Regions from separate parts of the Mus musculus genome. Here region 2 is linked to region 1. Evidence: chromatin loops called from intact Hi-C (ENCODE). Cell type or tissue: left cerebral cortex. All regions are shown on one strand. Links, peaks and the distances in the headings refer to the core of each region. The heading gives the core; the rest is flanking DNA. Region 1 holds the start of Gm29791 (a long non-coding RNA gene). Region 2 holds the start of Izumo2 (IZUMO family member 2).

Region 1 (8,331 bases), core at 124-8,123:
CAGGACCTTAGACTGTAGGCAATGAAATGCCATCCTAAGAACCTGTTTCCACTTTCCAAGGTTCATATATAGCCTTTGATGCACCCCTATCAAGTGTATGTGCGCAAGCTGTTTCACTGAATGCTGTCTAAAAGAGCTATAACACTAAAATCCTCAGAGAACCCCCCTCCACCCCCATTCCTCAGCATCAGCTGCCAGCCCAGGATCCTGCTGACCAATCTGCTCAGGACATCTAGACATCCCGAGGGAAGAAGCCGAGCCTGAACTACAGAGCTGCTGCAGGTGAAAGCTGGGGACATCTGCCAAGTGGAGCACAGGCTAGGGGCTGGGCTTCCCGGGATCTCTCTGTGCTGTGTGAGTGTGACCTGAAAGGGGACCTGGTTTGGAGAGAAAGTGCTGGTGGGGTGGAGACACAGCATACCGAATCACATAGCTGCAAATAGGCCTAGCGCTCCAAGCTCTCAAAGCTGTGCTTACAACAGTCAGACCACTGTGCTGCTTGTGTTGGAGACTCAGTAAGTGATGCACCCACCCGACAATCCACAGCTTCCATCCCTGGGAGGGATGTTCTGCCCAGGGAGAAGGCCCTGGCCTGTCTGGAGCCAGTTCCCTGTCTTCATTGCAGATCCCCCACAGGACCTGAGAGTGACTGTTTCCCAAGCAAACAGGACAGGTAGAAACGATGGACAGAGGAAGCTGGGCATCTGCGTGGGGAATGGGAGGCATCCCAGTTGATGGGCCACCTGGCAACTCTGCCTTCTGTTCTCCCCCAGTGTTGGAAATCCTCAGGAATGCCATCTCCCTCCCAGTCCTGGAGGGCCAAAGCCTGTGCCTAGTCTGTGTCACCTATAGCAATCCCCCAGCCAATGTGAGTTGGGCTTGGGTGACACAGACCCTGATCCCAATCCAGTCTTCAGAGCCTGGGGTACTGGAGCTGCCTCTGGTCCAGAGAGAACATGAAGGAGAATTCACCTGTGCTGCACAGAACCCACTGGGTGCCCAGCGCATCTCTCTGAGCCTCTGTGCACTGTGAGTAGGTAAAGGGACACTGGGGATCTGTGATGAGGGCCCAGCTGCTGACCACTCTCCTCCTCCTCCACAGACTTGCCCCAGATGTCCAGCCCCTCCTGCTCCTGGGAGGCCGAGGGTCTGCACTGCAACTGCTCCTCCAGAGCCTGGCCTGCCCCCTCCCTGCGCTGGCGGCTGGGGGAGGGTCCCAGGTCAGGGGCCTATGGGGACCCAGGGTCTAGAGCAGTGGTTGTCATCCTGTGGGCCACAACACTTTGGTGGGGGAGGGGAGGAGGCAGCCTCTGACCTGTTCACTGGGGTCCCATATCAGCTATCTTGCATATCAGATATTCACGTTATGATTCATAACAGGAGCAAAATTACAGTTATGAAGTAGCAACAAAAATAATTTTGTGATTGGGGGTCACCACATGAGGTATCAAAGGGTCACAGCATTAGGAAGGTCTGAAGGAAGGAGGATGGGGCAGGGGGTGGGCACATGGGCTGGAGCAGGGCAGGAAGGGTGGCCAGTGTCCCTGCCTTCAGCTGGGTGAGGAATGAAGCTACGGTGGTGCTGGGTGCTGGGTGCTGGGTGCTGGGGTCTGGGAGTGTCACTTATGTCACTCACACCCTGCTGCTCTGCAGAGGAGTCCCCAGCTCTGGGAACCTCCCTGCTGGCTGACATGACAGAGGCTTCTTTGCGGGTTTCTCTTTGCCTGCCTCATCCTCCTCAGATGAGTATAGTCACTGAACCCCACAAAGCCCAGGGAGGGCTGGCCAATGCTGAGCCTGAAGACAGAGTCTGAGCGGAGGGCTGTGATGGCTCTAGATTCCAGGCAGCACAAAGGTCCAGGTGTCACCCCTTCCCTGGAGGAACACATCCTTGCACCTCCCCAGCCTCATTGGTCTCTCTTGCCTCTTCTAAGTGAGGGCAACACTGACTCCCTCCCCCATACACTGAGCGGTCTGGCTGGTTCTGAACAAATCTGACCTTGCCCTTCAGAGTGAAGACCTGTAGAGTGGTCACTCACTGCCAAGATGGTTACCGCCAGGAACGAAATGCTGTCTGACCTGGAGCTTGTCTGAAAGGTGAGTGAAGGCCCTGCTGCCCACAGTTGTACTAAGTTGGTTGTACCAGCCCAGGAGGGGTACAGTGATATCCCTCAAGATGATGCAGAGTTAAGTCCTTTCTAAGAGGATTCTGCAGCTGGTTCCACAGACACTGTACCAGCCCAGTGGCTGGAGGCATCTCATGTCCAGCTCCCTCCTTGCTGGACACCCTACTCCAAAGCCACCCAAGGCTTGTGCACCCACACCTAGGCTACACTTCACATCTGACCCTTCACCTCCGTACTCCCCTCTGGACCTCTCTCTTCACCAGCCCTTGGCAATATTTGGAGCCAAGAGCTCTTCAATGTCTCCAAATACTTCCTGTCTGCTGCAAACTGTGGGCAGGAACCCTTTGGCCACCATCTGATCTGAGCTCCTCCAGCCACGTGTCAGTCCCTTCAGACCCAAACTCATGGAGACTTGTTTCTATCCTCACAGAGTCAGAGGGATCCTGAACATCCACCTTGGCCTCCCGGGTGCAGCAATGTGTACTTTGCAGACAGGTTGTCCCAAGCCTCAGCTTCTCTATCTGCTGAGTGAGGATGCTAGTGTCTCCTGCTATACATGTGTGAGATTTCATGAAACTCGCCGTCAGCAACAGAGAACCCAACGTTACTACCATGAAATAAATATACACAAATGAGTGCAAGTATGAACGAGGACCCAGCTAGTGTGTGGAATAAATGCACGGAAGATGAAATGTCCAGTGTCGATGTTTGCCTAGGATCCTCTTTGCTCTCTGAAAACTTCCACGTATTAAAACTGCACAGCTCTTTCTGAATTCCATATCCATGGTGACATGTTCTTTGCTGGGGTCTGGGAAGTACCGCACAAAACACTCAGATACAGATCTCAGTCAAACAGTGGTTTATTGAATACACACCCTAAGACCGATCAATCAGGGACACACAGTTCAGACTTGGGACCCGTAGCCAGAATTTTATAGAGCTTTTAAGTCTGAAATTCACGAACATCTGTGCCAATTTATTCCATCAACCAGGACTCTGGGATAGGGGACTTTCTTAGGATCATGTCTTTGTTGTATACTTATCCTGTTCTCATTGGTTGGGTTATGTAACTGTGGTGGGGGACTTGCCTTGCCTAACATGTCTTAACTTGCCAACCAGGATGTCGGTTACCCCTGTACATGTCTCTCCCTGCCAAGCAGAGTGTCAGTTCCCAGGGAGGTCTTGGGGATTTTAAACTTTATTTGACCCTTACTCAAAACAGACATTTTACTCCAAATAGTTTCTTATATTGGTGCAGGTATCTCTCTTATGTTGGGGTCCATCCCAAAGGCAGCTTATAGAAGCAAATACCATAAAAGCTCATGAGTAGGCGCAGGAAGTGGCGCTGGGCAGTTGGTTCAGGTGCAAGCTAATTATGGCTACCTATACAAAGCAGTTCTAACTGACCTCTATTGTGTTTGGTGTCTAAGAACACCAACCCACAGAACATAACAGAATTTGCAATCAACTTGGGCATGAGAAAGTTTCCTAGCAACAGCAATTATGGCACATGAGATAGTTTCCCTGTAGTAACAGCTCAAAATGGCTGGCTAGACGGGTAAGTTTCCCAGGCCTTAACATCCTTAACAATGCCTTATCCAGGATTTACTTCCGTTTCAGTCACATCACCTATCTCTGACAGTGCTCACACCCAACTTCTTCCTGCTGTTTCCCTGTCAATGAAATAGTCACTAGTGGAAGACAACATCAGCATTCTAGTGTTTACTTGCTTGTATTTTTTTTTTTTTTTGTTTTTTGTTTTTTTTTTTTTAAGACAGGCTCTCACTACTTAGGCTGGGCTGTCCTGAAACTTGATATTGATATTGTCTGATATAACTGTAGCCATTTAGTATGTAGCTTCCATGTTGCTCATAAGGTAAAATTAAGTTTACCCACTTTTTAGGAGTCATTGCTGTAGCTGACACTAAAAAAATGTTAATAATAAGCCAAAAAGTTATGGTTGTATTACTTATGCTGTTATCTCAATGTTCTGAAATTCCCTTGTTCACTTGTTCACTACCTGCCCACCCCCTCCCCCACTTAATTCACTTAGGACCAATCACCAAAAGGGTTAGCTGTTGGAGTGGGGCTGATGCTAAGGTCCTGTTCCCCAATTGGTTCTTGATCTGTCAGTAAGGAAGCCATGGGCCAATTGCTGGGTGGAAGGTTTAGGTGGAACTTCTGGGTCCCTGGAGGAAAAGCCTGGAAACAGGTTGGTACCACAAAATTAGGTTCTCGAGTCCTTTTTGTGGTCCTGATCAATCAGTCTGAATCAGTGTTCAATACATTTTCATCATATCTGAGACTAATGTCTGAGTGGTCAGTGTGTGGCTAATCCCAGACTGCCTCTCAACTATTATTGAAAGCTAGAAAGGCTGCCAGCTCCCTTCCTCTGTGAGGAAGTTATGTGTCCTGTACCTGCTCAGATCTGTTTCTGATTTTCAGGTTTTGGTCTAGACCTCTGGAAAAGCTCATAAGAGACACTGGATACAGTTTTTGCTCTTTGAGCCTAGGGGACACAGAAAATCCTCTTTAGGTGAAGAGGACAACTTACCATCTTACTCCTTTGAATTTCCAGCTCTCTCCTGACCCTGATGCACAGCTGTCTGTCTGTCTTCTGTTTTTGAAAATCTGTCCTGCGAGTGTCTGTTGTTTGCTTTCAGGTTGTTTGCTGGCCCTGTTATTCTTTACATAATGTCCATTTCTATCATGGGACAATCCTCTTCTACTCTCCACATTTCTCTTGAGGCAATTTTGTGCTATTTCCAGTATTTTCAGAAAGCAGCCAACCCGTCCTTTGGCACAGGCTGGCCCCTCGAGGGGTCCTGTGAGGTACCTCATCTCCTTTCCATTCAAGATATTGCTCTTCACTGTCTGCTTCACTCCTATCAGATTCTGTCCCTGCCTGCCAGTATCTGGGTTGAGCCCCTCGCCTGCCACAACTAGGCAGAGGAAACGGCTATTATCTCCACCTTGCTTGTTCTTTTACCTATGCCTTCTAAGCCCTCCACTTATTGCCCACCTCCCATTCTCTCTCTACCTGAGGAAAATGATATGCCACATCCCTGATGTCACAGCAACTGCAACACCTGGAACCACAGCTCCTTCTGCTTCTTCCTCACCTGTCTTCCTCTTTTTCCTCCTCTTCAAGTACCTGTATCTGTCATAGCTACCCTGCCCCATACCTGATGGATCAGGGGTCCATTTCAGTCCCTCGACAGGGGCTTTTCCTTTACTCGCCACTGCCCCCAACGTGGGAGGAGAGATGCCCTTTCTGGTCTATAAGCCTCTCTCCACGGGCAAGATCTACAACTGGAAAGCTCAGAATCCACCTTTTCTCTGACAAACCTCAAGCTCTAATGAGGTGAAAACCTGAGGGTTCTTTGGAAAGTCAGCTGGATAGTGTTTTTCTGGGGCAAACGTGTGAAGGAATGGTTCCTTAAAGTGGATACAGGAGTCAGGCAGACTCGAGAAGCCATGTTTCACTGAAGCAGACACAGGAGAGAGGATGTTCTGCGAAAGCAAGCACATGCAAGGGTATACTGGAAATATACTGGAAATAGCACAAAATTGCCTCAAGAGAAATGTGGAGAGTAGAAGAGGATTGTCCCATGTGATGAAGGGTTCTTTACTAATGACACACATGTATAGGTCCTCCTTACCTTGCATAGTTGAGCTAAATTTGTTGGGATGCCATAGAGAAAAACACAACAAAAAACTACTGGTGGTGTACTACAGCTTGTTGTGGGTTCAAAGGACTTGGGCTGATTATATACACATGCTAAGTAAGGTAAGATCCGTGTTGAGGCAAGGCACAAAGAGGATATGTGATGGGCAGAGGGTATAATTAGGCCTCCATGGAGTGACGGAGAGAGAGCTTGGCTTGCTGGTACAGCTAGCTGTGTTACATCTGTGGGTCTTGTGTCTTCGCTGATCTTTGCTTCCCTGAGAGAGGCACAGCTGAGAACTCCTGGTGTTCTTGTTGGTCCCTCCTGCTGACTCAAGCAGAGGCTGAGGCCATCTCTGCTAGGTCATGTCACTGCTGTTGCTAACCTGACTCTACTGAATTAGACTGCAGGTGTGTTCATGAGGTGTTTTTGAGTAGATCAAGCTGCCGCTACCTGTTAACTTGTGAACTGCCAATTTCCAGACAACATAGACAGGAGTTGCTCCAAAGAACCTTTCTTTTTTTTTTTCTTTTTAAATTTTATTTTATTAGATATTTTCTTCATTTACATTTCAAATGCTATCCTGAAAGTCCCCTATATCCTCCCCCCACCCTACTCCCCTACCCACCCACTCCCACTTCTTTTTTTTTTATTACGTATTTTCCTCAATTACATTTCCAATGCTATCCCAAAAGTCCCCCCCACCCTCCCCCCCCCACTCCCCTACCCACCCATTCCCATTTTTTGGCCCTGTCGTTCCCCTGTACTGGGGCATATAAAGTTTCCAAAGAACCTTTCTAAACAGGTCCACTTGCCCGGGTCCTTTCTTTCCCACTACCTCTAGTGGATGGTGGATTACAAGAAAGGTTAAAATGTTTAAGAACCATCATTAAAAATAAATTTAAATTAAAATAAAATTTAAGATTAAAAATAATTTTAATTAAAAAATTAAAGCCGGGCGTGGTGGCACACGCCTTTAATCCCAGCACTTGGGAGGCAGAGGCAGGTGGATTTCTGAGTTCGAGGCCAGCCTGGTCTACAGAGTGAGTTCCAGGACAGCCAGGGCTACGCAGAGAAACCCTGTCTCGAAAAACAAACAAAAAAAAAACAAAACAAAAATTAAAATTACACTCAAATATCCCTCTTGGAGACTATTTTTTATACCTGCCAGCCCACTTGTGTTGTGGTTTGGTCTAATGCTTGTATTATGTTAATTGGGTTCCCCAAACTGCAGGAGAATCTGCATGTCTGCATGTAAAGCGCTGAGGTTGGTCCTGATTGGTAAATAAAGTCGTCAGCAGCCAATGGCTGGGCAGGGAGAGGTCGGACTTTTAGGATTCCTGGGCAAGGGACCGAGGGAGGAGAAAGGAGATAGCCACCATGCCAGGGAAGAAGGAGACACCAGGCCTGAGAGGTGCAGAAGAGAGGGCATAGCCATCATGACCATGTAAGAGCCAGGGATCGTGGCCCTGGAGGGCTACATGTCTGGGTCTGGAGCAGCAAGAATAGATTAGAGATTTGAGTAAGTAATAGTTCAGCAATATGGGAGGGAAGTGTGTTAGCCACATAGAGGTTAAGAAGTGGCCCAACCACTGAGCTGTTAAAGGCATATTAAAATATAAGGCTGCGAGTGTATATGTCTTTCATTTAGGAACCCAGAACATCGGGGCGGGTAGGGGGAATGCACAACTGCCAGCGGGGCAGATTTAAATAATGCTTATTGGGTTCAGCAACACATCTGGGTCGATATTCAACAACCCCTCCAGAGCCTCTTCACCACAGAGGAAAGGAACCGCGTTGGGTGGGAGGCCTGTAAACTTGTTCCCAGGGAAAGGGTAGATTTACAGAGGATCCTGCAGTCCCCGAGGCTGCTTTTCTCCAGTCAGCCCCACCTGGAACCCTAATGCCAATGAAGGTAAGGAGGCCCTTAGGAGCTATTGCCAGATTCTTATGGGTGAGAGGGTCTCTTTATCTAGGGTAAGTCAGGTACTACAGGGTCCCATGGAATCCCTGGCTGCCTTCCTGGCTGCCTACCTACCACACTTACATTTTGATTGATCCTGAGGCACGGGAGAACCAGCGAGCTATCAATGTGGCCTTGTGGGTCGATTGGCTCCTGACATTCATTAGATTCAGACAATTAAAGGCTTCAAAGGTAAGAATTTGTCTGATTTAATGGAGACTGCTCAAAAGACTTTTAGTAATAGGGAAAGCCAAGAAGACAGACAAACTAAGAAACTGGCAAAAACTCTTACTGCAACCCATAAACCTCAAGAAGGTTTTACAAAGGGTCATGGTCCTAGAAGACCCCTACATAATAAGGGAAAGAGCAACAAATTTGAGCAGTCTCAACCCCATCCAAGGCTTCAGAAAAATCAATGTGCCTACTGTAAGGAAATGGGCCGTTGGAAGAACAAATGCTCCCAGGAAATAAGACAGAAACAGGAGCCTAAGGCTGTTGTGGAACTGCCAGACTGAGGCTGTCAGGGCTCCAAGTCCCCTCCCGAGCCTTGGATAACTTTAACAGTGGGGGGGAC
Region 2 (8,331 bases), core at 253-8,252, 77 kb after region 1:
GCATCTTCCTCTCCGCAGCCACATGTTCACACAGGCCACACGCACACACAGGGAACTTCTCTGTTATCAAGAGACCATTGTGGTAAGAGGAGACAATGTCCTTAGAGCTACGCGTACTGTGTGGGAGAAGCAGATAGCCGTGGTTCTTTCTTAAAGACCGTGGTGTCTGAGTGAGAATGGTCCCCACAGGCTCATAAAATACTTGGTCACCACAGAGTGGCACTGTTTGAAAGGAATAGGAGGTGTGACATCCTTCCAGGAGTGTGTCACTGGAGGTGGGCTTTGAGGATTCAAAAAGTCCGTTCAAAGCTCAGAGTCTCTCTCCCTTCCTGCTGCTGGCAGATCTGGATGTAGAGCACAACTGTAACGCCAGTAAAAATAAATTGTTAAAAATAGAATAAATTATACTGCAAAGACTAAAATGAGTGAAACACAGGTGGAAAAACATTGCAGCTCAATGTAACATGAGCCCTGAGATCTGAAGAGAGGGAGGGGAGCCATGATAGAGTAGGAACAGCAGAGCGGTTGCCGGGAGGGTGGGTCTGCACCATCCACTCTGCTATCAGGATATGGGTGGGCATAGAACGTTTGAGTGACTGAGTTGGTCTTTCCATGCTTTTCACACACGAGAATATCCAAACATAAACCTTGTTTTCTGAGAGAGCATCTTTTAAATGTGTGTATGTGTCTGTCTGTCTGTCTGTGTCTCTGTCTGCCTGTGTGTGTCTGTATGTGTGTGTGTCTGTATGTGTAAGTGTTTTTGTTTGTGCCAGAGGTTAGGTGTCTTCTTTAATCCCTCTCCACCCTGATTTTGGTGCAGGGTGTCTCACTGAATTCTTACAAATTCATCCAGGCTGGCCACTGAGCTTCAGGAATCTACTTCTCTCCCTTACTACCCAATCCCCGAGTGATAACTCTGTAGCTCAGGCTAGCCTTGAACTACAGATCCTCCTGCCTCAGCTTCCCAAGTGCTTGTGGGGAACGTTGAAACAGGACTCTACAGAAACAAAGACTGTGGGGAGCCTTGAAACCATGCTGCAGGAGCATGGCTCTCTCTCCTATGTACCCCTGGCTTTTCCAAACCCGCAGCTTACCAAAGCAGTACTTTTTCTTGACGCACTTGGGCATGGTTTTCTTGCAATATAAACAGTCCAGGACCTCCGCTTTGAACGAGTCTGGGCAGGGTGAGAGGGAGACGTGGAGAAAAGCAAACCCCAAGAACTGGCAAGAACAGGGCGGGGGGAACAAGGGGAAAAGGAGGTGGGGTCCCTGGACCTCTGAGGGTTGCAGGAGCTGCTACCCAGCACAGCCGGTGGAACAAATGCCGTTCATGTGAGAAATGGTTTTTGAAAGACTAAATGGAATTTCCATAGGCCAGGTGACTGAATGTTCTGATCACAGAATATTTAGGGTAGTGTGTGCTAAGGGTTAAACTCAGAGTCTTGAGTATTAGACAGGTGCTCTACCACTGAGCCACGCCCCCACCCCTCACTGGGGGATTCTAGGCAGGGGCTCTACCACTGAGCCACGCCCCACCCCTCACTGGGGGATTCTAGGTGGGGGCTCTATCACTGAGACACATGTCATCCCTCCACTGGGGGTTCTAGGTAGAGGCTTTACCATTGGTCTACATTGCAAGTCCACTTTTTTTTAAATCCTGAGACAGGATTTTGCTCACTCAAGTTGTCCTTAAACTTGTGATTCTCTTGCCTCAGCCTCCGTCAGTAGCTTCTATGGTAGACCTGGGCCCCCATGCCTCTTCCTCTTTGTAGACACTTAACCAAATATTCTTTGTTGCTGTCATTTAACATTGTATGTATTTCTGGTGTGTGTTCATTCACACAGATGTACGTGAATGGAGGCCAGAGAACAATGTGGAAGTCTGTCTTCCAATCATGTGGGACAGAACTCAGGTTGTCAAGTTTTTTTTGTTGTTGTTGCTTTGTTTTGTTTTGTTTTGTTTGTTTTGTTTTTAAAGCAAACAGCTTTACCCTCTGAGCCACCTCATTGGTCTCGACATTTACTAATTTTTAGATCTGCTACTTTTGGTCCTGGAGCCTCCTCTGACAAAGGTGGGCACGGTGCAGGATGCAGCCTCACCTGACTCCTCCTCTTCCTGTGCAGCCGGGAAGATATTTCCCAGGATCCCTTTGCAGTGAGTTACACCCTCGTGCCCTCTACTGAATCAAAGGAAGATGAAAACTGTGTTGGGTATCATTCCAGGCCACCAAACTCTCTGTGTGGTTCCCGAGTCTCAGAGGCCAGGATAAATGCCACAGACCCAGTGGTACCCGCAGTTACAGAGTTCCGGAGGCCCCGGCTCAAAGGCTGTAATCATTTTCATGAGTCCTCAAAAAGCAAATCTTTAGGAGCCAGAGAGATGGTACAGCTGGTGAAGGTGTTTGCCAACAAGACTGGTGACCTGCGTTTAATCCCCGGGACCCACAGGGAAGACGGAGAGAGCCAAGTTATTCTCTGACCTCCACATGTGTGCTGTACACACACACACACACACTCTAATAACATAAAATGTAAAACAAACAAACAAAATGACAAGCAGGGGGTGATGGTGCACACCTGTAATCCCAGCACTCTGGAGACAGAAACAAGAGGATCGTTGTGAATTCGAGGCCAGCCTGGTCTACCGAGTGAGTTCAGGACAGCCAAAGCTACTGAAACCCTGTCTCAAACAAACAAACAAACAAACAAACAAACCAACCAACCCAACACAAATCCTGAGGTTGTCTTGGTGACTCATGAAATACCAGCACTGTTGAGGGTGAGGTAAGAGGACTGCCATGAGTTCCGGGTCAGCATGGGTTACAGAGAGAGAGAGAGAGAGAGAGAGAGAGAGAGAGAGAGAGAGAGAGAGAGAGAGAGAGAGAGAGACCTTGTGTCAAAAAAGAAGAAGCAAAGGCAATTGGGGTGGGAGGAGTGAGGCAGAGATAGCTCAGTGGATAAGATGGCTGCCTTGTAAGCATGAAGACTCAAGTTCACTCCTTAGAACGGAAGAGTTCGAGGTGGCAGTGTGTGTAGTCAAAGCTCTGAGAACGAGGCAGAGGGATCCCAGGGGCTCACTGGGCAGCCAGCCTAGTCAGTGACCTTCATGACACCACGAGACCCTAGCTCAGAAACCAGGGTGGGGCTGAAGAAATGCCTCAATAACTCAAAACCTTTACTAATTCTCAGATCCCAGCCCCACTTGTAGTTCACAGTCATCTGCTCATGCAACACACATACATGTACACACATATATGTGCACATACACACATGCATGCACACACACGCACACATATACACACACTTGTGCATGCACAGATACACATATATGCAATACACATAGGAAGGCACATACACACATTCGTGCACAAACAAATACACACATGCTCGTGCATGCACATGAACACACATACATGCATGTGTACACGCATGACCCCATGCATGCACACATGTGCTTACACATTCATGCATACAAGCATGTGAGCACACACATGCACATGCATGCACTCACAACAAACCACCCTCCCTTGATGACCAGGGGTTCATGGTTTTGTGGTAAAGTGAGTAGGGCATTGAGGTTTGATTTGGGAGGAATGGGGAATAGGTGTGGGTGCGGGGTGGGTAGGAAAATTAGAACTCACGACAAGTTTTGTGGTCACAGGCTGAAAGAGAAGAGAGCTGATATGAGTGACGTGCAGACATGGCAGCTTGAGAATTGAATTGGGAAGGGATCAAGGGAGAGAAGGGGGAAATCTGGCAAGATGGTGATGCTGGGGGTCCCAGGAGTGCTATTAGGAGGGAAAGAACTGGGTGGGGGAGAAGGGGCGGCACCTTTCATTTCATAGTCTCTTAATGCTCCCTTTAGTTCCTTGATGGCATGTTCCCTGAAGCTCACCAGCTCTTCCAGCAGAGGAACGTCTGAGGAAGGAAGAGATGCTCTTCAGTGCAGGTCCTCATCAAACCTCCAGCCACTTACAGAATTGTCGGACTGGGCTACAGAGGTGGCTCAGTGCTTAAGAGCACTGGCTGCTCTTGTAAAGAACGTAGATTCAGTTTCCAGCTCCTACACGGTGGCTCACAAACACCTGGAACTCCAGTTCCAGGGGAATCTGATGCCCTCTTCTGACACCCACAGGTACTGCATGCACAAATGGCATATAATACATGCAGAAACAAACAAACAAACAAAAAAAACAAACCCCAAAACCCCAAAACACTTATACACATAAAATTTTAAGAATTTTTAAGTGCTCCAGATTTTAGAGGTTTTCATTTCGGTTCTTTGCAAAAATGACCTGACTGTCCAGAAAGAGTCTGAATTCTGGAAGGCTCCCAAGTGTTTGAGACTCAAAATGTGTGTGCAGACTTGTTTGTGCTTGAATAACGGCTGGTTCCCGTGAATCCTGGCACCTAGAGCTTTGAGGCTGGCTTTGAACTCTAACTAATTAGAGGGATTCAAAGTCATGGTCCTCTTGCCTCAGCTTCCTGAGTTACTAGGATGACAGGCCACGGGTTTACTCACTGGTGGAAGGTTATTACAAATGTTAGATTATTATATTTTTTTAAAAGACAGCTGTAGAGAGACAGAAAGAAAGGCTTGGTCCAACCTTAGATGGGACCGTGCTTATTCACCGCAAAGAAGTAGATGGCCAGAATGCCTCCAGAGGAAGAAGTCACCCCTTATCCCATTGAAATGATTGCTGTAGTCTGCAAAGAAAGCTGGGAAATGTAGTCTTTCAGCAAGACAATGCCAAAAACACCCCGTTTATAAAAATCACAGTGTTTGAGAAACACAAGAAGACAGAAGTGTGTGGCTGGCCACACCTAGTGATGGGCATTATAGAGATGGGAGTGTCCCGCATACATCGTCAACTCTGTGTGACTTTGGACAGGTCACCTGACTTCTTTGAACCTCAGCTTTTCTCCCTCTCAACCCTTTCTCAAAATTCTGCCTAGCTGTCACAGCAAAGGACACATGCCCGCCCAGAGGAGAAGCTCGGATGCAGAAAGGAAGGCCAGGGGGTGGCTCAAGGGTCTCCCACCTGTCTTAGAGTTAGCCTTTATATACTGGGCTTGGTTCTTGAAGGATGTCGCCACTTTTTCCAGTTGATCCACGACTGCAGACCAGAAGGGAGGCCCTGTCAGGTCAGAAGGCCCACAGCTCCCCGGGCCTCTTCCCTACGCACCCAAGTACACACCCACTTTCCCCACGAAAGCGTTCATTGCATAGTCCCTGAAGAAAGGCCCCTCCATGCTCAACAGCAGGGCCTGCGCGCGCGCCTGCAGCCCTTCCAGATGGAAGCGCTTGGTGACGATGGCATCACGCAACTGCCTGAGCTCCAGTAGCACTGACTGGTCGCACTGCAGGCAGCCCCATGCCCCGGGGCCGCCCAGGCCACACAAAAGCACCAGGGCCAAGGCCAAAGGCATGGTGGGGACTTTGTGACCTCACAGGGGCGACCTCAGAACACTCCGAGTGTAGCTCTGGAATCCAGGTAGTTAACATATTTATTGAACACCTGTTGGGTGCTGTTCTAACCCCCATCCCCCACCCCCACCCCCTCCACCCCCACCCTGCCCTCCTCCAACCCCTAAAGCCTGGCTGAGAAAGACTGAAGTGTCCTGCCTTACTGTAGGCTAAATTTACTAATTCAACAGACTTTCTTGCTTTCCTTCTTCCTCACGTTTCTTTCTTTTTTCCTCTTTCTCTCTTACAACATCTTACTAATTTTCGAAGCCAGGTACGTCTTTAATCCCAGCACTCTGGAGGCAGAGACAGGCAGATCTCTGTTAGTTCTAGGCCAGCCTGGTCTATATTGAAAGGAAATAAAACTTGAGACCTGTGATTCATGTAATGTATGTCAAATAGCCCAAAGAGTTGTTTGTGAGCTTTGAAACCTGGGGCTGAGAACATAGCAGAACAGACCAGGACATGCCGGGACAGGCCCGTCCCCTCCCTATCTCCCACCCCTCTGACCTAAGTTAAATGTTAACAGGCTGCTGATGTTTAAATGGACCAATCATGTGAAACCGTGCCAATTCCTCCCCCAGCCCCACTCCTTTTCTATAAAAACCCCTAGCTTCCAAGCCTCGTGGTCGAATCCACTGTCTCCTGTGTGAGATACGTTTCGACCCGACGCTCCGCCATTAAAATACCTCGTGTTGTTACATCAAGGTGTTGTGTTCTGTTGGTGATTCTTGGGTGCACACAGAATCGGGAGTTGAGTGGGGGTTTCCCCACTAGGTTCTTTCAATATTAGTGAATGCTAGGACAGCCAGAGCTACATAATAAGACCTTGTCTTGGAATAGGTTTTTTTTTTTTTTTTTTTTTTGAGACAGGGTTTCTCTGTATAGCCCTGGCTGTCCTGGAACTCACTCTGTAGACCAGACTGGCCTCGAACTCAGAAATCTGCCTGTCTCCCGAGTGCTGGGATTAAAGGCGTGCGCCACCATGACTGGAAGAATAGTTTTTTAAAAAAATAATTTTTGAGAATTTCACAGACACATACAATGCATTTTGATCCTATTCATCGCCCCAAATACTCCCAGGTCCACACCCGGTTTCTCTTTCTCTTCTTCCTTTCTCCAGCCCTCCCTCTCCCTATTTCTCTTCTAAGAGTGTGTCACACAGCCCAGGCTGGCCTTGAACTTTATATTTATCGAAGGATGACATTGAACTCCCAATCCTCCGGTCTCAACCTCCTGATAGTGGTGATTATCTAATTGTAAGTCCAATTTTAAAAGTTCAAGGAGCCAGTGCGATGGCTCAGCAGGTCTTCAATGTTAGGCTAAGCAGAGAAAGGTCTGGGACAAGCTGTGCCACTAAGAGATCACACCACACAGTAGATCTAAGGCAAGAATGCTATTATGGGTGAGTGGGGGAGGGAAGGGATCTCTAGAAGTTGGACAGAGAGATTCAGACAGACTGACAGAGAGACAGAGAGACAGAGAGAGACAGAGACTGAGAGACAGAGAGACTGGGAAACAGAGAAGAGACACAGAGAGAGACATGATGCTGAGAGAGACCTTTCAAAGGGTGTGCACATCCCACTGAAACGTAAGCAGTAAGCAGCTTGTAGCAACAGAGGAGATGGGCTGCCCCTGGCAGAGGGGCAGGTGATGACTTAAGCTGCTGGAGCTGAGTGGCTAAAAGTCAGGCTGAGGGAGCCACCTGATTTACAACACTTAAGCATGAGGACCTGAGTTCGATTCCCAGGACCCACACTGTGGAAGGGCAGAATTGACTCTCCAATGTGATTCTCTGAACACACATTCACCATGGCACGTGCTCCTCCCCCAATAAACATGTAATTTAAAAAGTGCTTAGCACTGAGTGTGGTTAATAGCACCAGCTGGGAGCCTGACTCCTTTGCCTGCTTTTAGGACCTTAGGAGAGTGTCTAGTCTTATCAAAACGTGATATGCTAAGATTAGTTGATGTCCCTGGGAGGCTTGCCCTTTTCTGAAGGAAAACAGAGGAGGAGTGGATCTGTGGGAGAAGGGGTGGTGGTGTGGAGGACTGACAGAAGGGAGGGGAAACTGTAGTCTGGATGTAATATATGAGAGGATTAAAAAAAAGCAATAGATGTTCTTGCATAGGAATCTGAATTTGGTTCCCAGCACCACATGGCAGCTCTAGTTGCAGGGGTCTGATGCCCTCTTCTGGTTTTTCTGGGCACTACATCCATGTGCATCTACTCATAATTTTTTTAAAAAATATTTTTTTTGGTCTTTTTGAGACAAGGTTTCTCTGTATAGCCTTGGCTGTTCTGGAACTAGGTCTGTAGACCAGGCTGGCCTTGAACTCAGAGACCTGCTTGCCTCTGCCTCCCAAGTACTAGGATTTAAGGCATGTGTCACCACTGCCCAGTCTTAAAAATAATTTTTTTAAAAAAGTAGATTTAAATTCTGTGTTATAAAACTTGGTTTAGGACACTTGGAATATGTGAATCTACTTCAAGTGAGAATGTTACAAGTTTTCATGACAGTGCAGTGACATCCTGACATCCTGTCCTGAGAACACAGAGAACTGTTGACTCAAAGGCAACAAAGTAGCTATGACAATCCCTCTGCTGGCTACTGTGTGCACCTAATGATTGCAATAGCAATGTTTCGAACAGGACATATTTAAGTAATTCTGAGAACTAATGTTACATGTTTGAGTTTTAAAAACTACTCATTTTTGTTTTGTTTTGCTTTTTTTTTTTTTTTTTCGAGACAGGGTTTCTCTGTGTAGCCTTGGCTGTCCTGGAACTCACTCTGTAGACCAGGCTGGCCTCGAACTCAGAGACCCGCCTGCCTCTGCCTCCCAAATGCTGGGATTAAAGGTGT

Evidence for each region. Hi-C counts contacts between places; a loop is a spot of excess contacts. Peaks named below come from ENCODE experiments on the same cell type or tissue, not always from the same donor. Only the 100,000 strongest peaks of a DNase experiment are listed, where the experiment ranks them.
Region 2: a loop joins it to region 1, with 2.2 times the contacts of the local background. A loop is called at or near these places in 3 of 42 quality-filtered maps.

The regions. Positions count from the first base shown.
Region 1 is chr7:44,783,090-44,791,420 of GRCm38, reverse strand. Gm29791 (a long non-coding RNA gene) reads left to right here and starts at 343. Exons shown (of 6, transcript XR_391426.3): 1 at 343-354; 2 at 547-673; 3 at 774-1,029; 4 at 1,103-1,220; 5 at 2,012-2,097; 6 at 2,557-2,761. In left cerebral cortex, for the core only: no CTCF peak of the experiment used is centred there; no DNase peak of the experiment used is centred there.
Region 2 is chr7:44,705,842-44,714,172 of GRCm38, reverse strand. It overlaps Izumo2 (IZUMO family member 2), which reads right to left and starts at 5,443. Exons shown (of 7, transcript NM_001368390.1): 1 at 5,199-5,443; 2 at 5,043-5,117; 3 at 3,832-3,918; 4 at 3,642-3,662; 5 at 1,095-1,175. The coding sequence starts at 5,430. In left cerebral cortex, for the core only: a CTCF peak has its summit at 4,115 (motif pointing left); no DNase peak of the experiment used is centred there.